Linked DNA regions of Homo sapiens: regions 2 and 3 are each linked to region 1. The links are chromatin contacts, found by Hi-C in ENCODE. All regions are on one chromosome and are shown on one strand. The core of a region is the stretch at or near the end of the contact, and the rest is flanking DNA. Distances in the headings are between cores, read along the strand shown. Region 1 holds the start of CCSER1 (coiled-coil serine rich protein 1). Region 2 holds the start of MMRN1 (multimerin 1). Region 3 overlaps MMRN1 (multimerin 1).

Region 1 (4,684 bases), core at 1,312-3,811:
AATACAGTTCATCAATTACATTTTTTAATTCCCTATTATATCTATGTTCAAATAGTTTGGGATAGTTGAGGTAATAACCCTCCGAATGGGGTTCTCCATCTGAGTTCTAACCTAATATTTAAAGCTGCACATGCTTCCGTGTTGAAAATGTATTTCAAAGTAATATAAATCTAACAAAATCAAAATATCAAATCCTTAACTCTGCTTTGTTTTTCAAAGAACAGGACTGTTTAGGAAAGCAATAAAACAATACAAACAACAGTTGGTTTGTTTTGATCAAAATAACTAATTAATTTAAATGAAGACAAATCACTCTGACAATAGGTTGACCAACTTCTCTTTTTTCTCTGTGAAACTATTGAAAGTGTGGTTACAACATGGAATTTCAATATTTGAAAAACATTGTCTTGGCAGGCTTTTAGAGACATTTCAGTTTGCAATATTAAGGATACTGTCCTACTACTAAACCCAGTCACAGTTCTATAAAAGTACAGGTTGCTACTTTTAAGAGAAAACATTCATTTTATAAGCACCGTGACAGGCACTGTCCCAAGGCATCTTTAAGTTTCAAGTTACGTATCTGGAACATGTACCTGTTATAAAGCAAACAGAAAGAGAAACCAAGACAAATTATATTATAGCCTAGATTACCAGTATTTTAGGTCTTCCCTTAATAACCAGTTTTGAAGGAACCAGTGATAACTGACCCCCACCTAGGTGTCCTCTTATCCGTTTTCCCTAAGGCTGTTAATAAAACCAGCTTTACTTTAAACGTGTACACATTATTTTTAATAGTCCTTGAGGGGCAGAGAAGGGAGGATGTGTGTTACATTTCAATAGGAAGGTATTCAACTGTAAAGATTTCAGAAATGAAAGCTGTTGAAACCAAGTAGGTATTTTCTGACTTGTAAGTCCTACTGACTGCCTGAAAAGGTAAGAGGGGTGGAGAAGAGGACATAAAAACATTAAAGGGCAAAGAATCTGTAACTTCTAAGAAGTATTTTTTTCTACCTGTAAAAATATGAGTTTTTTTTTTACTTCATTTCATATTCCATGTCCCACGAGAGGAAGGGGAAGCATAATTGCTTCTAATTCTGAGGCAGGGAGAGGAGAGAGAGAGAGAGAGAAAGAGAGCAGTTCAGGATACACTAAAAGGAAACCCCAAGAAATTTCACAACTCTTTGCCATAAATAGCCTTTCTTCTCACTCTGGATACCTCCTCCTTTACATCAGCAAGGCTCAGCCTCCACGCACGCAGAAGCACCATTCACAAATCCCTCCGTCACCCTTACCCCTTGCTGGCACCGTGTGTACGAGTCCCTGGGACACAAGCCAAAAGTCGAAGGGGCCAGGGGGCCACATGCGGTTTCAGCTTACGGCTGACTTTCTGCTCAGGTGAACCAACCCACTGGTTAGTCCAGAGCGCGCGCGCGCGCGCACACACACACACACACACACACGCACACAACCTGGGGCCCTTGACGCTCCACCACAAAGCAAGTGGTTCAATCTAAGTCGCTGCCGTTACTGCTGCCTCTGGGCAGGGTCTTGCTTCCAATCCAGGAAACTGGCGCCAGAGGACAAGCAGGCGGAGGCAAGAGGTGGTCCCGGCCCCGCACTGCGGTTCCTCCGGGAGCCCCTGGCTCCCCGCCCCCTCCTCCCCTTCCCCCTCTTCGCCGCCGTCCCCGCCTCAGCACCCGCAGCCCGGGGCGCCAGCGCTGACCGGTCGCCTCTACCTGCGGGACGCGAGTGGCGAGGAAGGGGAGCGACCCGAAGCCTGCGCCAACTCTCGCCGCCTTGGCCAGCGCTCCGCATCGCCCTGGAGCGGCCGCCGCGGCCGCAGGCAGCAAACCACGCAGCAGCGTGGAGGAAATGGCCACGCGGCGCACTGGGAGTCGCGGGCCGGTGGTGAGCGAGCCCGCCCGCCTCCTTCCCACCCCGCCCGCAAGGCCAGGTCTCTGCGCCGAGCACGCCGGGCCTGGGCGCGCGCTGCTCGCAGGCGGCCCCGACACGGCGCGGTCACCTGCCGAGCGGTCATCCCCGCGTCCGCCTGCGGCCGGCCCCGCAAAGCGGCGACGCGACGCGCGACCCGCTGAGCGCTGAGGCACCAGGGGCGTTACTACCTTGAGGGCTCCGTGCGCTTGTTAAGGCTCCTCCCGGGCACTCAGGGATTTATGTCTTCGGGGCACGGGGGTGTCCTTCCTGGTCCCCCTCCTCTGCCCTCCCTCCCCTTCTCGGCTGTTGGGCTCCTCTCCACTCCCAGTTGCACAGAGTCCAGCTGCGTTATTTAATAATCCTCCTGCTCCTCCTGCCTGCGCCAGCGGAGCTGCTCTGCCCGAGCCACCGCTTCCCAGTCAGTCATGTTGAGACAGAGAGAGAGAGAGAGGAGAGGCGGATTGGCAGTAGGTCGGCGACTATTTGTGGTGAGGGAGAGAAGAGCAGAGCAAGAGGAGGGCAGGGGAGGGACGTGGGGAGGCGCTTCCAAGTGTGTGAGTGCGCGGAGTGTGACTGTGTGGGGAGCGCGAGATCCACCTCCCCGGCAGGCCGCGCTCCGGGGCTGTGAGGAGGGCGGGCCCAAGCGCGGCCTTTATACAAGGAGGAGTGTGGTGGGCTGGGCGGGGCGGCTTGGAGGGCGGTGCCCGGCCCACTGCGTCCGCCGGATTCCACGCACGCATCCTCTGGCATCGACGCGCGCACACCCACTGCTGGCCCGCTGCTGAGTTTTCATTTTAGGGGAAGCAGTATCCCACCGTGCTGACCTGGCCTTTTCCCCCAGTCCATCCTAGTGCTTATGTGGAGTTCAAGTGCATAGGCAGGTCAAGACTAAAGAATAGGGGAAGTCTGAAGAGACGTGAAGTGACTGCGGGGATGCTGGAAATAAATGCACTGTATTTCTCCTCTCCAAGGTTCCGATGTTATCTTTTTTCTCTTCCTCCTGTAAGGGAAGGAATTACCAGATTCTTTCGCCGCTTTTCCTTCTCACCCACACAATTCACATCCTGACAAGTGTCTTCATTCCTCAGTAACAAGAAAAGAAACCTAGCTTCTTTCCTTTAAGCAGGTCACACCTCCCAGGAACCATTTGCAGCAATCAATTCTGTAAGATAATGCAAGCACTGCGACTGTGTCCGAGAGTGGAACTTGTGTTCCTACAAGGAAGGCCCTACACAATACAGGCATTACAAGAGAATCAGCTCAATTTGACATCATTTGACTGATGGTCCCCTGGAGAAAATTTGCCAGTTTAGAAATCGAAAAGACTTTTGATGCATGGTTCTGTTGCCTACATAATTTATTTTCCCCTGATCCTCTCTCCCCTTGCACTGCCTCATTTCCTTTCAGGTTTACACTAAGTACTGAACTCTTTCCCATCCATCCCCTTCTTTATCTCCACTCCAGTATATTTATGCCTTTAGCAGGCAATACAGCAAATGTAGTGCATTTAATTCTGTGTGTGTGTGTGTGTGTGTGTGCGCGCGCGCATCTGTTTTTAACCCATTCTGGTAGAATGTAGGACCATTTCTAGGTAGAAAATGCATCCCCAATATTAAGTTTGTACGCCTAACATCACCTCCCTTACCTTCTGCCCAGATTACAAGATGTTGTGATCAGGTGCACTGAGGTATTGAGAAAAACTTCCAGAAATCAAGTGATCTACAGTTTTTTCAAGGTGTGTTTGTGTGTGCGCGTGCGCGTGCGCACGCTCTGTGTAATCTAACTGGCTATGATCTAACTTCTGAAATGTGGTTATATTGGGAATAAAAGCAAGATGTATTTTTTAAATGAATCTGAGTGGTCAATGTATATTACAGCATGGGGACAACTCTGCTTTTGGGAGACAATTATAGGAAACATTTTTCATAAATTAGACAAAAGGAAGATAAGATTTAGGAGGCTACGGAGGAGGCGGCAAGGTTGACAATTCAGTTGTCCTATCTTCTTCCATGGCTTGTGACCATCGTACATCTTTAGGGTTTTGTCATATGCTGGCACCTTATATATTCTCCACATATTTTACCCTTTCACATTGATGTTCCTGTCTCGTAATTCTTCAATCTCTCATACAGAGTTTAGCAAACATTAAAAATGATTTAAGCATGTGATCAAGACCTAACAAAGAAGTGATATTAAGGAGTGTGATAAAAACAAAGTGATATTGGAAAGGACAGCAAGTTGGGACAGGTGCGTGAATATATCAATAATATAAGTATATAGGCCATTAAAGCTTCTTTGATTAAGCACTGGAAAAATGAATGGACTAACAAAGCATATTGGGATTGATAGTGTGCCCTATGGGACAGCTATTATTATTTCCTCAATTTTACAGACCAAGAAAGTTAAATTTTGAAAGTGTGTGTAGATAACCTAAGATCATACAAAGAATAAATAATGTCAATGGAACTCAATCTGTCTTATTCTACTGTCCATATCATGTCCCATTCAGAAGGCCTGGCTTACTTAAAAATCTCAGGACTTTCCTTAGAGCTTTTGTTTATGAAATAAGCTGACCTACAATCCTTTGGCATTTTTCTTCTACCTCCCTCCTTCTTTTTACAATGCAAGAGCGATTTATGAAATGTTAATGTTTTTTAGGGCTGGTCAACAATTTAAAAAGTCTTAACATACTTGAACTCATAAATGGAAAAAGAAAACTTTCCTACACAGTCCTTTCTGAAAGAAACCT
Region 2 (4,684 bases), core at 383-2,882, 230 kb after region 1:
TATTGACCCACCCAGATATTTTTTCTTTGTTTATTTTGATTTGACTATCACTTCTTTTGAAAACCCTCTTTAACAACACTCCTTTAAATTTGTTTTATTTTATTTCAACCACTCAAATTGCTCTAACTTTAAATTAAAATTAATTTGAAAAATAAGTTTTCTGATTCATCATATTCATGATGGCAACACAACTCAAAATAATCATGGTACTAGCAAAATTTGAGTTGTTGAGCACCTATTCTGTGAGGAGCATGCATCTAAGCACTTTTCATTCATTTTTATCTGAACGAGAACCCTGCAAAGTTTTATTTTTATTGACATTCCTTGTATTAAATCTGTAGTTTCCATATGAAGAAACTGAGGTTCACAGACATCAACTGAGTTGCTCAAAATCATGGAACTAGACCATACTGAAGCCAGGATTGCACCCCTGGTGTGCTTGTTTCGATCTTTGACAACTGTTACTTTTTATAATACTGCTATTCCAATTTTCACATCTGTTCAAGCCCCAATTTTATTTATTTGTTTATTTTTGTCTTTCATATTGTGAATATGGTTGGGAACACAATCAACATATCCTTGAATTAAACTAACAGCCACCGTGGTGCTAGTTTGCTTGGCAATGACTATTCTAAGTAAAACTACCTCTATAAGTGAGTAGAAAAGTGAATGATTATTTCAGTTAAAACAAAATTGCTGCATTTTATTTCTTCATTTTTCCCTATTAGATAAATTAACAATAACTTTATCTAACTGAAATGGTGAAATTATAAATATGATCCAATTTCATCTTGAATTTGAAATAATTTTCTGGGAGTGAGGTAAATTTCACTTGCAATCTTCTAGACCTGATAGACAGAGAAAGAACAAAAAGAAAAGAAGATTTCTTACTTTCCTCTAGTTGTTTCGAAATTTGATTTTTGGTAGTCAGTTCTTTGGCTGGAACTGCTGTCACCCCGGCTGAGGTATGTTTCCCGTGGGGCTCGATTTCCCACGCCTCCAGTGCCTCCAACGCCTCCAATGCCTCCAGTGCCTCCAACTGTGTTTAGAGAAGTTGCTTGTTCATTTGACTTTCTGGCAAAGCTCTGAAGAAATTTCAGTGTAGAATTGGAAAGGACCACTGATTCTGCTCCAGGATTGAACTTGATGCTAGCGTTGGTTGGGAGGGTAAGATTCTGTAACTTGACCACTCCTTCTGCTTTCTCTGTGGATGTGAGAGTTTGATTTCTCACACCCTCAGCAGGTGCACTTGTTTCTGAGGGAGGCAGTGTTGATTTAAGAAGACTGTCTTCAGAAGTTCTTGCCTCTGGAGTTGTAGCTATCTCCGCCGACATGACCCGAGTGGTTGGCAGTATTTGCAAACTTTGTATTTTATTTGGAGGAACTGAAGCAGAAGGCATAGTCTTCTGAGAGTTCCCATCCTCAGGTATAGTCCAAGAATGCTTACTGTTGTTAAGCCCAATGCCCCCACTCCATAAACTAGAAAGAAGGACAAATAATCTTGCCCCCTTCATCTCAGTAGTTTGAAGCAAGGTAGCTCATGTGAAATTTGGGGACAAAATCCTTATGGCCTTTTTGATAGCTGCTTCCACACTGAATCTGCTAAGACTGAGTTTTGCCAGTTTGAGATGTGTAGAGGAAACAGGTTTCTGTGTTTTGTAGCGTACTCAGGAAGTTCGGTTTCCTGTTTCTGTAGGGTTTTTGTGATCTGTGACCTCTAGTGGGATGGCTCTATGGAAGTGCTGAAGGGTCTCTGACAAAGCTAAGGGTAAATGGGAAAGCACAGGCAATTATTATCAGGAAAACCCATGAAAAAATATGAAGTAACTTTCTTTTCCTGAGCACACCCTGGTTTCACGTTTCACTGATTTCAAAGAGAAATTTCAGGTTCACGATAGAGAGTGCAAAATTTTGTTGATATAGGCTGAATACAGTTTTAACATTTTGTTCTACTACATAAAGACACTGAGAAAAGTTTTTATGATACTTATCTGCTGTGCTCTATCCAGAAAGCTGCATTTTGTTCAAGTGTATATCCACATGCATACACATAATCAAAAGCTTGTTTACAGTGTCTCTATCCTTTCATATAGTACATATACTCTGAATTATAAAACATCTATCTACATACATGTATATCTTTCTATTTTTATAAATACACTTCAGCTGTATCATTACTTAATCTCAATGATTATAAGTAATAACAGAAAAGGAAAGCATAAGTAATTGAATTAGACAGGTATACCAGGAAGTCACTTTAAATTTTGCTCCTGGAACTTCTACCAGAGATACCCACTAATGGAATAAATAATCAGAATTTTACTTCCTTTATTTTCCAATCACGATTGTCTGATGGTTGGGGGTAACCAATATTTTACTAGTAAGGGATAGATGAAGAAAAAATGGAGTCACATAAAAATAAATTAAAATGGGATCATATAGAATGCTTTTATACATTTACTGTAGGACAAAATTATGCCAGTTGTAGGTAGCAGAGAACCAGATTTATCTGAGTTTTCTATGGGTTTTTTTCTGGTAGAGATGTTTCATGAGATTTATCATTTAATTTCTCCAGCAAATCTCTGATCCTCAGATTTCAATTAACCTCTTATCTATAAAATTTCATATCAGTCTGTTTAAATAGATATACAAACTAAGTTATAATAGTTCATTCATTCATTCACTCATTCATTTATTTATGTATTCATGAATTCAGTAGTTACATAACCCCTCATTCTGTGCAAAGCACTCTCTTATGTGCTAGGATTATAAGGAAAACAAAAATATTCTTTGCTGTCAATTTGCTAAATGTCTGTTATGTTATTTGGAAGCTAAATCCATGTGTAACCCATTTTTCTGTCAACTTCTGTGCCAGGCATTATGCTCTTGCTAAATATTCAGTCATTGATTGTTAAACTATTATTAGATTTTATTTTTTGTTATTAGATTATTAAGTTCCGTCTTTCAAAATTAGAGAATTGGAAATCTAATGCCTGCTTGGTTATGTTTTATTGTAGATATTTTCTCTAGTCCTTATTCCTGGACACAGTGCACCAGGATTTGAAATAAGGCCTAATTCTTCCTTGAGCTACTAACTACTTGGGATTAATATTTTTTTCTTCCCTCAATCTTTGCCATTTATTTCCGTAAGTGTATTGTTGACCTACTAGAGAGTATTTATTTAAACTAAGACAATCATCAGCAACCCCAATCGACTCTGATATGGAGTAAAAAGCATCCGTTTCTCAGATATACCACAGAACAATCCACAAACCTTGCCTTAGTAAAGGAGCAAAAAGGTCCAGCAGAGACAATCCAGGAAACGATTAGTTACTAAAAAGAGCAAAAGAGCAATGAAACTGCACAACTGTCACAATACAAACATGGTTTTCAGTAGAAAGAAAAAGGCTTTACAGTGTCTTTATCTGGAAAACACAGAAGAAACTAGCTTTGGCTTATGGAAGAGCAGTAATTTCATAAAATTTAGGAAAAATGTTCCTATTTATATTCAATTTTACACCAATTTTCCTAGCTTTAGTAAAAATAGATGAATGGACTGTCTTGAAGATTTACAAAACTGCCAAAATAATGACATTCACTGATTTTTTGTTTTCTTCTACAGTTTGAAAGACTGTTCAAACCTGGTCTGGCAAGTGAACTTTAGTGGTAAAATGTCACCCATTGGATCTATAACTGATAACAAATAGTTATCCAATGATAATAAAAACTGAACAAAGCTAAGCAATTCATTTAACCACTTATAAGGTATTGACCAATAATGACTTTTGCTCACCCCTATCCTAGCTTACAAGGGACCCTGAAATCAAAAGGCTAAAGGTTCTGTATCTCACTATTGATCTACTAAGCCATCTTGCACTTTAACTCCCCAGAGAATCTCAAGCTCATTTAGTGATTTTGGGTATATGGATCAGCCCTTAATTAGAGGTATAAAATACTCCAGAAATTGTCAGAGACCTTGTCTCAAATTCTTCTTTCTGAGACTAATTAATACTCATTAAATAACAATTAAGAAAAATAATATTGCTGAGATGACTGGCTGAAGAGTACTCAGTTTACTCATTCTTCTAGATACTATTATACTAGATACTAGATACTAAAATACTATTGTTGGATTAAACTATATCATCAGTTTTGTATAACTGGACCCTGTCATTTTGCTATACCTCCCATTTCCCACTTGGTTGTTCATATTAAATTATGTTTTACCATCTTGCCATTTGTTCACCATGAATATTTTATAAGATAAAAATCATGAAATTTATTATATTATGAGTTATCAGGAGATTTTTATGTCATTTTTCATTGTATCATAAACATAGGATTCACTATATACTGCAACATGGGTTGTCTGTAGGTGATGAGATAATGGGTTTGGTTCTTTTCCACCTTATAATGCATATGAATTAATTTTCTAACCACAAGAAAAAAAAACAAAAAAAGATTATTAAGTTAAAAGAAAATATAAATGTGAGTTAAAAGAGAATCTTAGATTGAGGAGTTCACTGTAGATGGTGCTGTGTACTATTCAAAGCATTTTTATAGCTGCAAGACTTATTCTTTGTAAAATGTTGGGGGTATGGGCTAACTTCCACCAGATTAATAGGATTTTTCAGCAGCTGTTTTCTTCATTTTTCACATGAGAAATTCCTATTTTCTTAAAATA
Region 3 (4,684 bases), core at 1,156-3,655, 200 kb after region 1:
CAAAGGAGATCACTTCGGAGCTTTAATATTTGACTGCTCCACTGGATTTCGGACTTGCGTGAGGCCCGTAGCCCCTTTGTTATGGCCAATGTCTCCCATTTGGAATGGCTGTATTTACCCAATTCCTGTGCCTGCATTATATCTAGGAAGTAACTAATTTGCTTTTGATTTTACAGGTTCATAGACAGAAGGGACTTGCCTTGTCTCAGATGAGATTTCAGACTGTGGACTCTTGAGTTAATGCTGAAATGAATGAAGACTTTGGGGGACTGTTGGGAAGGCATGATTGGTTTTGAAATGTGAGGACATGAGATTTGGAAGGGGCCGGGGTGAAATAATATGGTTTGGCATTGTCCTGACCCAAATCTCATTTTGAATTGTAGCTTCCATAATACCCATGCATTGTGGGAGGGACCCAGTGGGAGATAAATTGAATCATGGGGAGGGATTTTTCCCATGCTGTTCTCATGATAGTGAATAAGTCTCACAAGATCTGATGGTTTTATAAAGGGCAGTTCCCCTGCACATGCTCTCTTGCCTGCCACCATGTAAGACGTGGCTTTGCTCCTTCTTCATCTTCTGCCTTGATTGTGAGGCCTCCCCAGCCATGTGGAACTGTGAGTCCATCAAACCTCTTTTTCTATATAAATTACCCTGTCTCAGGTTTTTTTAATAGCAATATGAAAATGGACTAACACAATAATCAATGACTATAATGTAAAATACACACAATACAATGCAAAGCATTTTAGACAGGAAAGTCTGTACAATGGGATATTGCCATCAATTATAGCTACTATGTAGTCTATTAAAGAAAGATCATCCTAGGATTAAAAAAATAGGCTCCACATGTCTCCATTTTGTAAGTAAGTTTTTAACATACATGAGGGACTTACATAAAAATATGTGAAAGAGTGATTATTAAAAATAGAATGATGTATTGTTTGAGCATCTTGATATTGACAATTTTGTACAAAAACGAAGCTGTAAATATGAAAATTTAGATGGATAAACATTTCTCTGGAAATCCTGCACCCTAAAGATCCATGTTGCCAGATGAAAATAAAATGGGAAAGATATTTTATTTTACTTTTTATAAACTTAGTGGAAACTAAAGTAAGTTTAAAAGTCCAAAGATCAATTTGTATGTAATGGAAAAAAGAAAACAAAACATGAAATATAGAATAGTAATCAATATGACACACAGCCTTAAAGTACTAAGGAAAGGCTAAATGAATTAGAAAAGACTAACTAGCCACAATTAAGATAAATTATACAGAAATAGTCCTAGCTTTTGTATCAAATAACATGGATAATCACACCAGAAAGGCTTTAAAGCATTTTTATCTTCTACATTTTGCTTAGCATTTAACCAGTCACCCATTTATTCAATAAATATTGATGAAATACATTCTATATGCTATATAGAGTAAGTAAAATTTAGAAAATTCGATTTCTGGTCTTACAAAAAAGAATATGTAAGTATCATTGAGTGTAAGGTACTATTCAATAGTAATATTAATATTACTCTTTCTATAAGAACATTTAGTCATTTCCCATTAGTTAAAAATGACTCTAATTCTCATGACATCAAAAGCTTGATGAAATATAATAAAATATTTAAGGTTCAGATTCGACCTTCTTTAAATTTATAATCTTACAGTTTTTCAAGATTGAAAGGTACAATAAAATTTAGGCTTTATTGAATTTATTAGTTGTGGACAATGACAATAAATGTTTAACTTCAGCAAACAAAAAACTACATGCCTAAAAGTCCTAATAAGAAAAACAATAAGCAAAAACTCAGCACAAAATCTTGATCAACATAATTGGGAGAAAAAACAATGAAAATGAGTAATGTAAATTACTTTAGCTGTTACACTTTAACACTTTTATGGAAAAATACTTTGAAGAAAGTGCAAAATCACAGCAATGTCTGAAAAGATATTAAACATATTATTAGCTTAAAAATGTGTTTTGGGATCAGAAGCTTTTCAGGTAACATTTCTACAATTTGTTACTAAACAAGCATCTGTACAAGAATCTGATTTCCCAAGAACATGTCAAAGTGCTTTATGTTAATAGTTGAGTGGGCACATCATTTTAATTCTGTTTGTTTCTGTTTCCTGTGACTCATATGCTTCCACTTTCTTAGAAGCATATTACATTTGGTGACTTACCAGATATATTTGATATCAGATACCTTAGCATTCACCTTCTGTAATTGTGAATGTATGGCCTTTTAATAACATTTAGGTACCTCTTAAGGTATCCACCTCCTCTTACGGAGTTGAGACATTTGATTTTCAACAGTTTCTATGGCTACTGTCAGATTACGCAGTGTTTTTCACCTTGGATGTAAAGTAAACTAGGGAGGAAGCTGTGGTTTCGCTAGGCAAGCACAGCACCTTGGAGGTGGGTTTAGTTTTTGTTTCCTGTAAGAATATTCATTAACTACAAGCCCTCTGGTTCTTATAATTAATGACTGTGCTCAGTACACAATTAATTCCTCCTATTGCGGAGGGAGTTTCATTATTAATGCTGTTGCTGTGAGTGTGTGATTTTTCTCCTGTGTCAGTGCCAGAATCTTTGTAGTAGGCTGGTAGGTCACAAAAAAACAGTTGACAGGCTAATTCTGTTAGGTCATGAGAACCAAATCTTGCTAAACAAATCTCATTCAGATGGTTATAGTCAATTACATACTGTTTCTATTTGACTTCTTTCTCATGCTGTCACTTCAGGGGGGAAAAATGTTTCCTTCTCATGCTCAGCATTGGTAAGGTTGGGCCATACCAGATATGTAGGACAGGGTCTTTCTTTTAGTGGTTGAGTAGCAGCAATTATTTATATGATTAAAAAACATAATTGTTGTTGAGCTATGTAAGCATCCATACTGGTAGATGATATATTAAATATCCACCTATTTATCTTTTTTAAATCAATAGAGAAAAGATAACTTGTGAATGATAAAAATTGGGTTGTACACTGAGTTTTTTAATGAATAAAGCAAAAGGAAAAAAAACAGTAATCCTGAAACTTGCAAACAGACAAGTTTCATACAATAAACCCGACTGGGACGCTCCCAGGAATCAAACTAACTGCATGCCTAGAACATCCTTGCCCTACCCGAAACCTTTCTGCATGGTTAACATCAATTGAGATGGTTTCTCTTTCTAGACGCTTTCCCTGGTCCCCTTAGATTGGATTTGTTGCAAGTGTCAAGTGGTCCCATTGTATCCTGTGTATAACACTATCATAACAATTACTCACTATACATAAATCTCTGTGGTAGGCAGAATAATACACACCCCTTTCCCCCAAGGTGTCCATATGCTAATTCCCTGTATCCATGAATATGTACCTTACATGGCAAAAGGGACTTGGCAACTGTGATTAAAGTTAAGCACCTTGAGATAGAGAGATTTTTCTGATTATCCAGGTAGGTCCAACGGAGTTACATAGTCAGAAAGATGCAGGGAGAACTCAACACAATGTAGCTGGCTTTAAAGATGGAGGATGATGAGTCAAGAAATGCAGTGGCTTCTAGAAGCTGGGAATGGGCCTCAGTTTACAGACATCAAGAAAACAGAGACCTCAGTCCTACAACTGCAAGAAAATGAATTCTGCCAGCATCTTGGATTAGCAGGAAATGGATTATCCTGTTGATCCTCCAGAAAGAAACATAGCCTGCTTTTAAGCCCACTGTTTGAAGAGCACAAAATTCAGGCAAAGCCTATTCACATATATAAATTATTATTCTTTAATATTAATAATAGCTGGAATGTTTTAGGATATATTTAATAGATTTTACACCATAACCTAGAAAATTTGGGGGATAATAATGCACTTCAGATTTATCCTCAATGTCTCCATCAATAGTATTGAGACAACCATGCAACTAGCTATCTTGATCCCCTAACTGCGTTTTTATTCTTGAAGTAGATAACACAATGGAAGTAAATTAATATGACTCACTTTAACTAAAAATGAATATGTTAGGCTATAGTTAGAGACATCATGTTTATCAACCAAATGGAATATTCAGTCAAAGACTTCAGTATATATAATAAAATGTAGATATTTCAAATTATTTCAGAATTTTAGTGAATTTATATCTCATTAAAAAAAATCTTTCTTAGGTTTCCATACCACCCAAACTAAAGCAAAGATCCCAAAGTGATGTAAGAAAAGAAAAATGAATCATTTGCTTTCTGTGTTACTGAATGAATATTTTATTTTATTTCATTTTTACCTTTTAGAAGAGATTGAAATTCTCTGCTTTTATCTTCGCTGACTTTTCCTTCTAGGGAGGAGTAAGTGTTCCTTACATCATTCACAGTCAAAGAAATATTGTCAATCTTCTTCTGCAGAAGAGTCAGTTTCATTGCCTGGTAGTTCACCTGATCAGTCATTTTTTGCATCACTTCTGCATATAGAAGAGAAAATTGAGACCATTAAAAAATATATTTTGACCCATAGTTGGTATCATACTGAATGGAGAAAAACTAAAACCCTTTCTTCTGTAAGCTGGAGCACAACAAAGATGCTCACTTTCACCACTATTTTTCAACAAAGCACTAGAAGCTCTAGCTAGAGCTATCAGACAAGACAAAGGAATAAAGGGCATTCAAATTAGAAAGGAAGGGGTCAAATTATCCTTCTCTGCAGATGATATGACCTTATA

The links. A loop is a pair of places that touch in the nucleus more often than their neighbours do. Pooled maps may share reads with other maps.
Region 2: a loop to region 1 is called in a map with no recorded cell type, with 9 times the contacts of the local background. The contact joins the promoter of MMRN1 here to the promoter of CCSER1 in region 1. A Hi-C loop is called at or near these places in 2 of 37 single-sample maps with no recorded cell type and 1 of 50 pooled maps.
Region 3: a loop to region 1 is called in a pooled map, with 6 times the contacts of the local background. The contact joins the enhancer-like site here to the promoter of CCSER1 in region 1. A Hi-C loop is called at or near these places in 13 of 37 single-sample maps with no recorded cell type and 4 of 50 pooled maps.

What each region holds. Positions count from the first base shown.
Region 1 is chr4:90,125,271-90,129,954 of GRCh38, reverse strand. It overlaps CCSER1 (coiled-coil serine rich protein 1), which reads right to left and starts at 2,561. Exons shown (of 11, transcript NM_001145065.2): 1 at 2,124-2,561. RefSeq lists silencers at 1,444-1,693, 1,804-2,003.
Region 2 is chr4:89,891,802-89,896,485 of GRCh38, reverse strand. It overlaps MMRN1 (multimerin 1), which reads right to left and starts at 1,632. Exons shown (of 8, transcript NM_007351.3): 1 at 892-1,632. The coding sequence starts at 1,514.
Region 3 is chr4:89,927,537-89,932,220 of GRCh38, reverse strand. It overlaps MMRN1 (multimerin 1), which reads right to left. Exons shown (of 8, transcript NM_007351.3): 5 at 4,253-4,426. Among named protein-coding and RNA genes, the nearest start is that of MMRN1, 35 kb to the right of the region's middle. Within about 2 kb of position 2,405, at least 3 of the 41 ENCODE cell types and tissues checked have a DNase peak (open chromatin) inside an H3K27ac peak, as active enhancers do.